Regions from separate parts of the Homo sapiens genome. Here region 2 is linked to region 1. Evidence: chromatin contacts called from ENCODE POLR2A ChIA-PET data. All regions are on one chromosome and are shown on one strand. The core of a region is the stretch at or near the end of the contact, and the rest is flanking DNA. Distances in the headings are between cores, read along the strand shown. Region 1 holds the start of ANGPTL6 (angiopoietin like 6). Region 2 overlaps SERTAD1 (SERTA domain containing 1).

Evidence for each region. ChIA-PET counts read pairs that join two places held with the same protein, here RNA polymerase II (POLR2A).
Region 2: POLR2A ChIA-PET joins it to region 1 with 13 read pairs in activated B cell. The contact joins the enhancer-like site here to the promoter of ANGPTL6 in region 1. POLR2A ChIA-PET finds 5 or more read pairs at or near these places in 4 of 52 experiments (B cell, GM10248, OCI-LY7 and 1 more).

The regions. Positions count from the first base shown.
Region 1 is chr19:10,099,742-10,105,836 of GRCh38, forward strand. ANGPTL6 (angiopoietin like 6) reads right to left here and starts at 2,937. Exons shown (of 6, transcript NM_031917.3): 1 at 2,827-2,937. RefSeq lists enhancers at 2,947-2,996, 3,067-3,116.
Region 2 is chr19:40,416,174-40,422,916 of GRCh38, forward strand. It overlaps SERTAD1 (SERTA domain containing 1), which reads right to left. Exons shown (of 2, transcript NM_013376.4): 2 at 5,416-6,743. The coding sequence ends at 6,663. Among named protein-coding and RNA genes, the nearest start is that of PRX, 6.2 kb to the left of the region's middle. RefSeq lists enhancers at 4,520-5,020, 4,686-4,805 and a silencer at 5,096-5,185. Within about 2 kb of position 5,083, at least 39 of the 41 ENCODE cell types and tissues checked have a DNase peak (open chromatin) inside an H3K27ac peak, as active enhancers do; they include B cell and OCI-LY7, where a contact is called at or near this core.

The DNA.
Region 1 (6,095 bases), core at 1,687-4,186:
TCCTTATTCAAGTCTCAGCAGCGCTCCTTGAACAGCAGATTTAGGGTTGTACCTCCATATACAAGCTCTCTCTCTCTCTGTCTCTCCCTCTCTCTCTCTCTCTTTCTCTCTTTCTCTCTCTCTCTCTCTCTCTCTCCCCCACGCCCTCTTTTTTTTTTTTTTAGACGGAGTCTCGCTCTGCAATCTCAGCTCACTGCAACCTCCACCTCCCGGGTTCAAGTGATTCTTGTGCCTCAGCCTCCCAAGAAGCTGGGATTACAGGCATGCGCCACCACACCCAGCTAATTTTTGTATTTTTAGTAGAGACAGGGTGCCTGATCAACAGGTGAAATCCCGTCTCTACTAAAAGTACAAAAAATTAGCTGGGCGTGGTGGCGCATGCCTGTAATCCCAGCTACTCGGGAGGCTGAGGCAGAAGAACGGCTTGAACCTGGCAGAGGTTGCAGTGAGCTGAGACCGCACCACTGCCTTCTAGCCTAGGCAACCTGGGTGAGACTCCATCTCAAAAAAAAAGAAAAAAAAGAGAGAGTCGTGCTCTGTTGCCCAGGCTGGAGTGCAGTGGAGCAATCATAGCTCACTGTAGCCTCCAATTCCTGCACACAAGTGGTCCTCCTGCCTCAGCCTCCTGAGTGGTTGGAACTACAGGTGCGCACCACCATGCCCAGCTACTTTTTTGTAGGGAGGGGGTCTCACTGTGTTGCCCAGGCTAGTCTCAAACTCCCAGGCTCAAGTGATCCTCCCACCTTGGACTCCCAAAGTGCTGAAATTACAGATGTGAGCAACCACACTGGCCCTAAACCTATGCTTCCTGATGCCTGCACAAGCACATATCCCGAGGGTCTCCATCTCACACACACATTGCCTCATTCATGCATTCAACCACAGACACCTTGAGTGCCTATTGTGTGCCAGGGATGCTGTTTTAGGCAATGAGGACACAGCCTTAACCCAAACAGACAAAATTCCTGCCCTTGCAGAGCTGACATTCAAGTTGGGAGAACAGAGAAATAAGTCAAACAGCCGCTAGGTAGGTCAGAGGGTAATCGTGCTTAGGAGAAAAATGGAACAGGCAAGGGGGTGACAGTCCCGGAGGTGGGGGACATTTAATAGAGGAGTCAGGACTGGGTGTGCTGACTCACGCCTGTAATCCCAGCACTTTGGGAGGCCGAGGTGCCTGTAATCCCAGCACTTTGGGAGGCCGAGGTGCCTGTAATCCCAGCACTTTGGGAGGCTGAGGTGGGAGGATCACTTGAGGCCAGGAGTTTGAGACCAGCTTGGCTAACGTGGCGAAACCCTGTCTCTACTGAAAATACAAAAATTAGCCAGGCGTAGTGGCACGCGCCTGTAGTCTCAGCTACTCAGGAGGCTGAGACACAAGAATCACTTGAACCCGGAAGGCAGAGGTTGCAGTGAGCCATGATTGCACCACTGCACTCCAGCCTGGGCAATAGAGCGAGACTCTGTCTCAAAAAAAAATAAAATAGAGGAGTCAGGAAAGGCCTCACAGAAGAAGTGACACTTGACTGGAACAGTGCCTCATGCCTGTAATTTCAGCACTTTGGGAGGCCAAGGCAGGAGGATTGCTTGAGCCTAGGAGTTTGAGACCAGCCTGGCCAATATGGTGAAAGTCCATTTCTACTAAATATAAAAATAAAAATAAAATAAAGAATAAGGGACACTTTCACAAAGACCTGATGGAAGAGAGAGAAGAGGAAGAGCATTCCAGGCAGAGAGAACAGCAGGTGCAAAGGCCCGGAGATTGCACCCAAGAAATGGCAGAAAGGGGCCAGGCACGGTGGCTCACGCCTGTAATCCCAGCACTTTGGGAGGCCGAGGCGGGAGGATCACCTGAGGTCGAGAGTTCAAGACCAGCCTGGCCAACATGGTGAAACCCCGTCTCTACTAAAAATACAAAAATTAGCTGGGCATGGTAATGCATGCCTGTAATCCCAGCTACTACTCAGGAGGCTGAGGTGGGAGAGTCACTTGAACTCAGGAGGCCGATGTTGCAGTGAGCAGAGATTGCGCCATTGCACTCCAACCTGGGCGACAGAGCAAGGCTCAAAAAAAAAAAAAAAAAAAAGGCCAGGTGCGGTGGCTCACGCCTGTAATCCCAGCACTTGGGAGGCCAAGGCAGGTGGATCACGGGGTCAGGAGATCGAGACCATCCTGGCTAACACAGTGAAATTCCGTCTCTACTAAAAATACAAAAAAAAAAAAAAAAATTAGCCGGGCATGGTGGCGAGCGCCTGTAGCCCCAGCCACTCCAGAGACTGAGGCAGGAGAATGGCGTGAACCCGGAAGGCGGAGCTTGCAGTGAGCTGAGATCGCGCCACTGCACTCCAGCCTGGGTGACAGAGCGAGACTCTGTCTCAAAAAAAAAAAAAAAAAAAAAAAGAAATGGCAGAAATGTCTATGAGGCCGGAAGAGAGAAGGGGGAAGCAGGAGGAGGTAAGAAGTGTCAGGGCAAAGTGTGAAGGGTCCTGTGGGCCCGGAGGAGGACTTGGGTTTTACTCTGAGTCAGGCAGGAGCCATGGAGGGTTCTGGGCTGGAGATGGCCACATTTACTTCTGGACTCAGACACCAAGCAGGGGCTCACAAGGATCCGGGGGTAGGGTCCTCTCTTTGTCCCCGATCACTGACATGCCCCACCCCCCACAACAGAGATTGAGCAACCCCCCAGAACTGGGACGTGTGTATAACACCCGCTGCCTTTTACACTCTCAGCCTGGGGTGGCGGGGTGGCCTGGGGGCCCCCAAGCCAAGCTGTGGTCGGAGTTTCCCCACAGTGAGAATCAACCTCCACCTACCTTCCCACCCTCTCACCTCTGATGCCCAAGACCCTGAATCCAGCGAAGCTCACAGAACACACAAGAAGTCCAAGGAAGAGCCGAGGGTCCAGTGGGGCCTCTGAGCTAGAGACGGGGAGAGGGCAGTGGGACAGAAGGAGAGAGGAGGCTTGGTAACCACTCCCCAGCCCCCAGAGCCTGGGAGTGGAGCTGGGATGCTGGGCCCAGGAGCCCAAACTATAAATATTTAGCATTTCCCGAATGAGAAATGAGACAGAATTGCCAGACCCCCCTGCCCAGGCCACCAGAGCCTGATAACACAGGTCAGTGTCCTGGACATCCCTCCCTTTCCCCCACACCCTCCACTGCAGAGCCCAGAGCGTGGGAGGCTGCAGGCCCTGGGGCAGCCAGGCGTGATCCCAGCCCCAGACACGCACACACCACACATAGAAAGAGGAACATCACTGGGGACTTACCGTGTGTAGGGCTTGGCTCTAAACTCTCCACACCTTTTACGTATTTGATCCTTACAACCTGAGCTGGATTCTGTATGTACCCTCATTTTACAGCAGGGAAAACTGAGGCTCAGAGAGGGTAAGCAACTTGCCTGCGGTCACACAGCCAAAAAGAGACCAGGATGGGAGCCAGCCAAGGTAGCTTGACTCAGAAACTCACACATGTACACCACAGCTGTCACACACATATGGGCACATAACAGAGTGGACACAAACACACACACACACATTTGCACGCACGCACACATTAACACCCAGCGAAAGTCTGGGTGCAGTGGCTCATGCCTGAAAGCCAGCACTTTGGGAGGCCGGGGCAGGTGGATTACCTGAGGTCAGGAGTTCGAAACCATCCTTGCCAACATGCTAAAACCCCGTCTCTACTAACAATACAAAAATTAGCTGGGCATGGTGGCATGCGCCAGTAATCCCAGCTACGCGGGAGGCTGAGGCAGGAGAATTGCTTGAAGCCAGGAGGTGGAGGTTGCAGTAAGCCGAGATCGAGCAACCGCATGCACTCCAGCCTGGGCGACAAGACTGAAATTCCATCTCAAAAATAAATAAATAAATAAATAAATAAATAATAAATAAATAATAATAAAGTGAGGAATTAATTAATTAAAATAAAAAATAAATATAAAAGACACAGCTGTAAATTTTTAAATTGTGATAGAAACAATATATTCTTAAAGTGAAAACCCTACCTCAGTTACATGTGATTTATGTTTTTTGGATTAATCTGGATTTTATAATTAGAAATAAAAATGTAAGGCTGGGCGCGGTGGCTCACGCCTGTAATCCCAGCACTTTGGGAGGCCAAGGTGGGCAGATCACGAGGTCAGCAATTCGAGACCAGCCTGGCCAAGATGGTGAAACCCCGTCTCTACTAAAAATACAAAAATTTGCCGGGTGTGGTGGCCCATGCCTGTAATCCCAGCTACTCAGGAGGCTGAGGCAGGAGAATCGCTTGAACCCGGGGGGCGGAGGTTGCAGTGAGCCACTGCACTCCAGCCTGGGCGACAGAGTAAGACTCTGTCTCAAAAAAAAAAAAAAAAAAAAGAAAAGAAATAAAAATGTAAGATTTTGAGTCCACATAATTATTTGTTGAAAATAATACAAGTCAGTATAATAGAGAAGCATTCATATATTCAACACTGTGAGACAAAACACCAGAGACCTTGGATTTGATAATTGATCTGATATCCTGGACAGTATTCATATGTACAGTGATAGCTATCTTTCTTTGGTGTTTTTTTTGTTTTGTTTGTGTGTGTGGTGTGTGTGTGTGTGTGTGTGTGTGTGTGTAGTTTTATGGTTCTGAGTTGGTGGCCAGTAAGTTCCATGTAGTGTTGGCACTTATTTAATTAACTATTCATGATTTTGTTAATAGCTTGTTATAGAATTCAGGCATATATTTTTCAGCATAAGAAGCCAAGCACACCAGCTTGTCATTGGAGAGAATATATTAAGTGAGAAAAACATTCAGGAATCAGAGCTTTAACATGTTAAAGTTAGTGCTAAACATTGTCATATTGGATCTGAACCTATCCTAATATATAACCATAAAGCTTGACTTCTGCATTGGAACTATGCTTTCATAAATAAAGGATATCTCATTGATTAAAAAAAATTTTTAAAAAGACACAGCTGGAAACATAACAGTTTCAGGCAACAACTGTATGTTCCAAATATGGTCACACACACATCACAACTTAAAGGGAAATGGGGTGGGCTGAGTGGGTCTTTATCTGTGTGTCAGGCTTGTCCACATCCTGGTTCTTGTGATCACACAGTAGTGCACAGATACAAAACAGGTACACACAGTTGACACCCGGAAACCTATCCACCGCACCACAGAGGTCACCGTCTGTCTCCCACACACTCGGTCACATTTTCACACAAGTCAAATCACACGAGGACGGAACTGGGGGAAGTAACCATGCAGTCATTTCCCAGGGGTACAAAGAAACTCACATAGAGCCCCACAGAGCCCAGGCCCAGGGTCTGAGACCTGTCCAAAGGCCCCACCGACGACCAGCCACACGCCGGGAGAGTCACCTCCTTCCCCTGGTCTGCACCATCCTGAGCTCCCGAGTAACTCGAGTGGACTCCAGGGTTGAAAAAGGAAATGGTCGTCCCAGATCTGAGAGAGGCTGCCAGGCTGGGCTCTGGGCCTGGGTTGGGGCCCCCACACTGGGCCCCTCGGCCCCCCACCCTCAGCCCCCTCTGGCTTCCCCATTGGCAGTAGAGAGGGAGGGAACTTCATAAGTCACAGAGAGGGGCTGAAGAATACAGAGAGTCAGACAGATGGAGATGGGAGAGGCATAGGGAGATGGGAGAGACATAGGGAGATGGCAGAGAAAGGGAGAGACGGGGAGATGGGGAGAGACAGAGAGAGATGGGAAGATGGGGAGAGACCACAGGGAGGCAGATGAGAAGAAAGAAACAGGGATGGGGCCAGACACAGAGAAAGGAAACTTCTTTAGTTTCCATCTTCAGTTATAAATGATGAAAGAGACAACTGATGACAGAGACAAAGTTACAAGAGGGAGAAAGAGACAGGGGGAAGACGAGGGGGAGGGGAGACACATCTGGGGGAGAGGAGGAAGAATTGGGGTGCCAGAGAGAGCAAGGAGGGAGAGGAGGCCGATGGGGGAGGAGAGAGTAATGTTCAGCCCAGTGAGGGGGTGTCCCTTTCCCCCACTGCAAGGTTTTGGGGAAGAAGCCAGAGGCCTGAGGCCAAGACTGAGGCTTTGAGCGGAAAGAAGGAGGGGGCGAGTTATTCACGAAACGC
Region 2 (6,743 bases), core at 3,833-6,332, about 30 Mb after region 1:
AGGGCCATGAGGAGGGCCTCAGACTTTGTCCTGTGGGCCCTGAAGAGCTATCAGAGGGACAAAGTATGAATAGCACTGAGCTTTTAGGTACCTGAAGGCAGAAAGAGGCTGAGCTATCAGCCAGGCTAGCATAGGGAAGAAAATCCCCCTCTCTCTGCTCAGGGTCAAACAGAAAAGGGAGGCTGGTACACAACATCCCCTCTCTTCCCTTGTCGCAGAGAGCAGAGATCTTTGCTTGTTCTCAGTCTTAGGGGAAAGCATTTAACCTTTTGCCATAAAGTAGGAAGTTAGCGGTCCATGTTTTGTAGATACGCTTTATCAGGTTAAGGAAGCTTCTTTCCCTAGTTTGCTGTGAGTTTTTTGTTTTCTTGTTTTTGAGAGATGCGGGTCTCACTATGTTGCCCAGGCTGGCCTCAAACTCCTGGCCTCAAGCGATCCTCCTGCCTTGGCCTCCCAAAGTGCTGACATTACAGGCATGAGCCACTGTGCCTGGCCTGCTGTGAGTTATTTTCTTTCTTTTTTTTAATTTTTCTTTTGTTTTTTTTTTTTTAGGCAGAGTTTTCGCTCTTTCACCCAGGCTGGAGCAAAGTGGCACAATCTCGGCTCACTGCAACCTTCGCCCCCTGGGTTCAAGAGATTCTCCTGCCTCAGCCTCCCGAGTAGCTGGGATTACAGGCGCCTACCACCACACCCAGCTAATTTTTGTATTTTACACTTGATCTTAGCCAAAAGGCCAAGAAGCAATAATTTTGTATTTTTAGCAGAGATGGGGGTTTCGCCATGTTGGCCAGGCTGGTCTTGAACTCCTGACCTCAGGTAATCCACCCGCCTTGGCCTCTCAAACTGTTGCGGTTACAGGCATGAGTCACCACACCTGGACTGTTGTGAATTCTTATCACGAATGGTGTGTCTCTCTGTGTGTCTCTATCTTTGTGTCTCTCTGTTCTTCTGTTTCTCTCTGTCCTTATTCTTTGTCTCTCTTTCCTAGTTTCTTTCTGTCTCATTCTGTCTGTGCGTTTCTCTCTCCCTCTCTCTCTGTCATGCTTTCCCTCACCCAAGGGGGTGTGGCCACGGGAAGCTAAGTTGGGGGTGGCCCCAGTGTCCTGGTTCCGGCTGTGGCCACCGCAGTAAACACAGGACATCCTGTGAGGCTAGGGAAGGAGGTGGACGCTTCTTCTCAGGGACCACCCTCTCCAGACTCAGTCTGAGCCAAGCAGGAGCCTTGGCCTGCCCTGCGTGGCCTAGCCACTCCGCCCCACCCAGTCCAGCCAAGGGACACTGGTGTCTCCCTCGATCCCACCGTTCACGCCCACCCCCACACCCCAGTCCTCTCTCCTGAGCTCCCGGCCCAGGGCCCGGGCAGCTCCATGCCTTCCCCTGGGTGTCTCCCCAGCCTCTTGCACCCCCTGGGTCCCTCCTTGGCCTCAGCCCCAACCCCAGACTTGCTTCTCTCCCCAGTTGCCATCTCAGGGATGGCCCCAGTGTCTCCCAGTCCCCTGATTAGAGCCCTGAGCCTGGTCTGAGACCCCTCCTCCAGGCCTTGTCAGTCCCACAGCCTGTCTGCTGGGCCTCCTGAGTGCCTCTTCCCTCCCAACAGCTGCTCCGTCCCTCCCCAGATTCTCCACCCCTGGGATCCTGGGCTCCTGGCCTCCAGTGTCACCTCCCCGACGATGCCACCCACCTAGTGAAGGGATCCTTTTACTTCATGACTCCCCAGCATCTTCAGAGTTAAGTCCCCCATCCAGGGTCCTATATGCCCTGGCCCCTGCGGACCCTTCCAGTCTTGTCATTTACCTTACTGCTTTCCTCCTCCTTCCAGCCAAACCCAGCAGCTTAGAGATCCCTGAAAATGTTGTAGGGTCTCTCTCTCAGTGACCCTTGCTGTTTCCTTGCCCACCAGAACAATAGTTCTTTGGGGCAGATACTGTTACTGTTCCAGTTTACAGGTGAGGACCCCGAGGCTCAGAGAAGTTAAGTACCTTGCCTAGAGTCACACAGCCACAGAGCGGTAACTCTTTTTTCTTTTCTTTTCTTTTCTTTTCTTTTCTTTCTTCCTTTCTTTTCTTTCTTTCTTCCTTTCTTTCTTTTCTTTCTTCCTTTCTTTCTTTCCCTTCCTTCCTTTTTTCTTCTCTCTCTTTCCTTTCTTTCTTCCTTCCTTCCTCTCTCTCCCTTCCTTCCCTCCCTCCTTCCTTCCCTCCTGCCTTCCTTCCTTCCGTCCTTCCTTCTTTCTTTCTGACAGGGTCTTGTTCTGTCACCCAGGCTGGAGTGCAGTGGTGCAATCATGGCTCATTGCAGCCTCAAACTCCTGGCCTCAAGTGATCTTCTCACCTCAACCTCCTGAGTAGCTGGGACTACAGGCGTGAGCCGTCGCATCTGGCCAAAGCTGGGGTTCAAACCCAGGCAGTCTGGCTTTCAGGAACAGTCTCTTCTCTCCAGCTTACTGCTTCAATAATATCTCTGTTAGATTTCTAAAGTGTGCCGGGACTGCATACCATAGGTGCTCAATAAGTGTTTTTTAATTTTGTTTGGTTTGGTTTTTTTGAGATGGAGTCTCGCTCTGTCGCCAGGCTGGAGTGCAGCAGCACAATCTCGGCTCACTGCAACCTCCGCCTCCCGGGTTCAAGTGATTCTCCTGCCTCAGCCTCCTGAGTAGCTGGGATTACAGGCCCGCCACCTTGCCCAGATAATTTTTGTATTTTTAGTAGAAATGGGGTTTCACCATGTTGGCCAGGATGGTCTCAATCTCTTGACCTTGTGATCCACCTGCCTCGGCCTCCCAAAATGCTGGGATTACAGGCGTGAACCACCATGCCCGGCCACTCAATAAGTGTCTAATGAATAGGGACAGAGGTAGAAGGTGAGCCTTGGAAAGTACAGAATTCAGACCCCAGAGAAGTGGGGTAATAAGGGCCCAGGGGCAGGGGAGAGATGTGGTCAGATTTACCCTTTACATAGGGATAGGCACACAGTAGGTGTGTGCTCATAAATTTTTGCTGAATGAAGGACAGGAAGAAGGGAGGGAGGAAAAAGAGACAAGATAGCTGGTCACAGCTCTTCCAGGTGTGAGAGAGAGAGAGAGAGTGTGTGTGTGTGTGTGTGTGTGTGTGTGTGTTTTGGGGGTGGTCTGTGAATGCCATGGAGGAAAGCTGGCCTAGGGGGCGTCATGGCGAGCATACACAGAGGCTCTGTGAAAGGTGGCAGTTGTGCCAGGGCTGGCGGCTCAGCTAGGAATGGTGTGGGCCCTGGAGTCTGCTGGCCAAGGTGGTGTGGCCTCCTGGGGTTGAGCCTGAGGGTGGAGCAGCACACCAGAGCCAGGGAGCCTGCACAACCCATCTGGGGGTGACACATGGGGAGAGAGGGGCAGGTCCTCACACATGAGCCATTCATAAACCTGAGGGCACCGGGCAGACGGGACCAGGGCTGATGTAGCCCATATGGTGCTTTTGTGTAAAAGACATGCCCCTTCCTGGAGGTACTTGACCTCCATCTGCTGGGAAACTTGTAATAAATATGTAAATGCAGGGTACCTGGAACACCAGTGGCAGCCCCTTACATACGGAGCCTATATGCAGTGCACAACCTATGCAACTGTACCTAGAGGCTCTGGGGAGAGGGGCCATCAGTGGCAAAGCAGGCACAGGGGCAGACGGAAGGATCAGCTCACCCCATATTGGGCCTCGGAGACATCAGAAACAGGTCCTTAGCTGGGCACAGTGGTTTGTGCCTATAGTCCCAGCCACTCTGAGGGCTGAAGCCAGAGGATCCTTTGAGCCTAGGAGTTCAAGGCTGTACAGCACTATGATCACTCCTCTGTACAGACAGTGCTCTCCAGCCTGGACAACACAGTGAGACCCAATCTCTTTGAAAAAGCGGGGAAAGGAAAGAATAAGAAACAGGCCCACGGGAATCCCAGCACTTTGGGAGGCTGAGGTGGAAGGATTGCTTGAGCCTGGGGGTTCGAGACCAGCCTGGACAACATAGGGCAACACTGTCTCTACAAAAAATTTAAAAAATCGGCCGGGCATGGTGGCTCACGCCTGTAATCCCAGCACTTTGGGAGGCTGAGGCAGGGCGGATCACTTGATATCAGGAGTTCAAGACTAGCCTGGCGAACATGGTGAAACTCTGTCTCTACTAAAAATACAAAAAATTAGCCGGGCATGGTGGCAGGCGCCTGTAATCCCAGCTACTCGGGAGGCTGAGGCAGAATTGCTTGAACCCAGGAGGCAGGGGCTGCAGTGAGCCGAGATTGCACCATTGCACTCCAGCCTGGGCGACAGAGCGAGAATCCATCTCAAAAAATAATAAATAAATAAATAAATAAAAATAAGAATAAAAATAAAATCAGTTGGGCGTGGTGGCGTGCACCTGTAACCCCAGCTAATTGGGAGGCTGACGCGGGAGGATTGCTGAAGCCCAGGAATTCGAGGCTATAGTGAGCTATGATCGCGCCACTGCACTCTCCAGCCTGGGCGACAAAGCGAGACCCCGTCTCTAAAAAAAAAAAAAAAAGAAAAAGAAAAGAAAGAAACAGGCCCGCAGAGTGTTGTAAACAGAGGGCGTTCATGATCCCTCGACCACTGGACAGATGTCCGGGGAACCCAAGACGGCGGCACCGCAGAGCCCGACTGGGCACCAGGGGGCGGTGCTGAGCTCAGCCCAGGCGCCCAAGTTTTGAGTCTGCGGCAAAGCAGTCCGAGTCCCATTTGCCCGGGGCTGGAGTCACTCGGGGTTGGAGTCAGGCGCCTGGAAGACCCTCAGCCTGGACGACAGCTCCCCGCAGGCCATTTTCACCCGCTTCCGCGGCCCGCCTCATCCACTTCCAGAAATGGGCACAACTTCCTCTGCTCCTCCAGGAAGCGCCACTCTGCCCGCCCCTTCCCGGCCCCTGGGGCCGACCCAGGCTCCCCATCTGGCCCAGCTCCACTCCTGCCTCTGCCTCCCCGAGGCTTCTGGCCAGAAGCGAGGCTCTGGGACCCCACGATGGCGGCGTTTCCCTCACTCAAGGCCCCGCTGGCCCCTCGGGTCACCGTCCAGCCCCCTGCGCCTCTCTCCATGCGCACCCGCAGTTTTCACGGTGACACTCCCTCCCCTCCGTGCACCCCCCCTCAGGCTCCGCCCTGTCCCTGCGGCCGTCAGGAAGGACGCAGCCTGGGTCCCGTGCCAGGCCGCTGAGTGTGCGGCCCCTCCCAGCCAGGCCTGGAATGCGGCTGGACCGCGGGGGCGGCCGCTGACACCCGGCGCTCCAGCCAGGCCCAGCACACGGGCAGGTGGCCCCAGCTCGTCCGGGTCTGGGTTTCTTCTAGAAGGAAGGCACAGCTGCCTGCCCTGAGCTCCCTCTCTGCAGTCCAGCTACCAAGCCTAGTGGCTTTATTTCAGACACAGCTCCAAGCGTCCCTATCCTTTGCCCAGAGATTTAAGACCAGGAGTGAATTTTATTTTTAAAAATGGGCTGTTGTCCCCCTTTCCTCCCCCATTTTCCTGGAGAGCCGACTCTCAGGGCTCCTTGGAGAGGATCTGTCCAGGGTCCAGGTTTTGTGTTTTTATTTCGGGACCATTCTGAAAGCAATCTCCCCTTCGCTCCTCAATAAATACAGGTAGACTCCAGGCGAGGACTTGCTTTCATTTTTAAAAAGTTGCCTTGACTTCCTGCTAGCAAAGAAAAGAAATAAAATTTAAGAAAAAAAAAAAAAGGCCAGGCACAGTGGCTCACGCCTGTAATCCCAGCACTTTGGGAGGCTGAGGCAGGCAGATCACGAGGTCAGAAGATGAAGACCATCCTGGCTAACACGGTGAAACCCTGTCTCTACAAAAAATATAAAAAATTAGTCGGTCCCAGCTAATTGGGAGGCCGAGGCAGGAGAATCGTTTGAACCTGGGAGGTGGAGGTTGCAGTGAGCCGAAGTCACGCCACTGCACTCCAGCCTGGGCGACAGAGTAAGAATCTGTCTTAAAAAAAAAAGAAAGAAAAAAAAAAAGTGGCCTGGTAGGAGGATCGCTTGAGCCCAGGAGTTTGAGGCTGTAGTGAGCCATGATCAGACCACTGTACTTCAACCTGGGTGACAGAGCGAGACCCTATCTCAAAAAAAAAAAAAAAAAAGTTCATAATTTAAAACCCACCTCAAGTGATAATCTTGGAACCTTGGTTTTCTCACCTGTAAAATAGGGATGATAATACTACCGATCTTGTAGGGCTGTTATAGGATTAAATGAGTTAACACAGTGACGTGCTTAGAAACTGTGCCTCGTACACAGCCTACGCCCAATAAAATGTTTGATGTTTTTATCTCGCCTTCACATTTGCCCAGAGACAAAGCAGCACACGGATTTGAGATTTCCCAGGACTGGCTTTAATTTGAAAAATCTGATTGGGGTCTCTTCCCGTATCAGAGAAGGAACAGCCCAAGCTATGACCCCAGGGCCAGGGAATTCAGTCCCCACCAGACCCTGTCATTCCATCACTAGGGGGTAATTCCAGGCTCCCCCTGCCAGCCCTGAGACAGGAGGACGGATGTGAAGTTGCCCAGGACTAGATTCTGTCTCTCCAAAGTGGCCCAAGCCCTGTTCTCTGTACTAGGGAAGCCAGCTGTGTCTTTTCGAGGACAGTTGGTCCAGCCAGCAGGCTCAGTTCAGATACCAGACAACCATTCCAGCACGAGGGCTCAGCGCCCTGGCCCCGGCGGTCGCTCCAGTGCCTGTGTGCCCACCAGCACATCCATGAGGTAGTCCAATTCGGCCTCGTC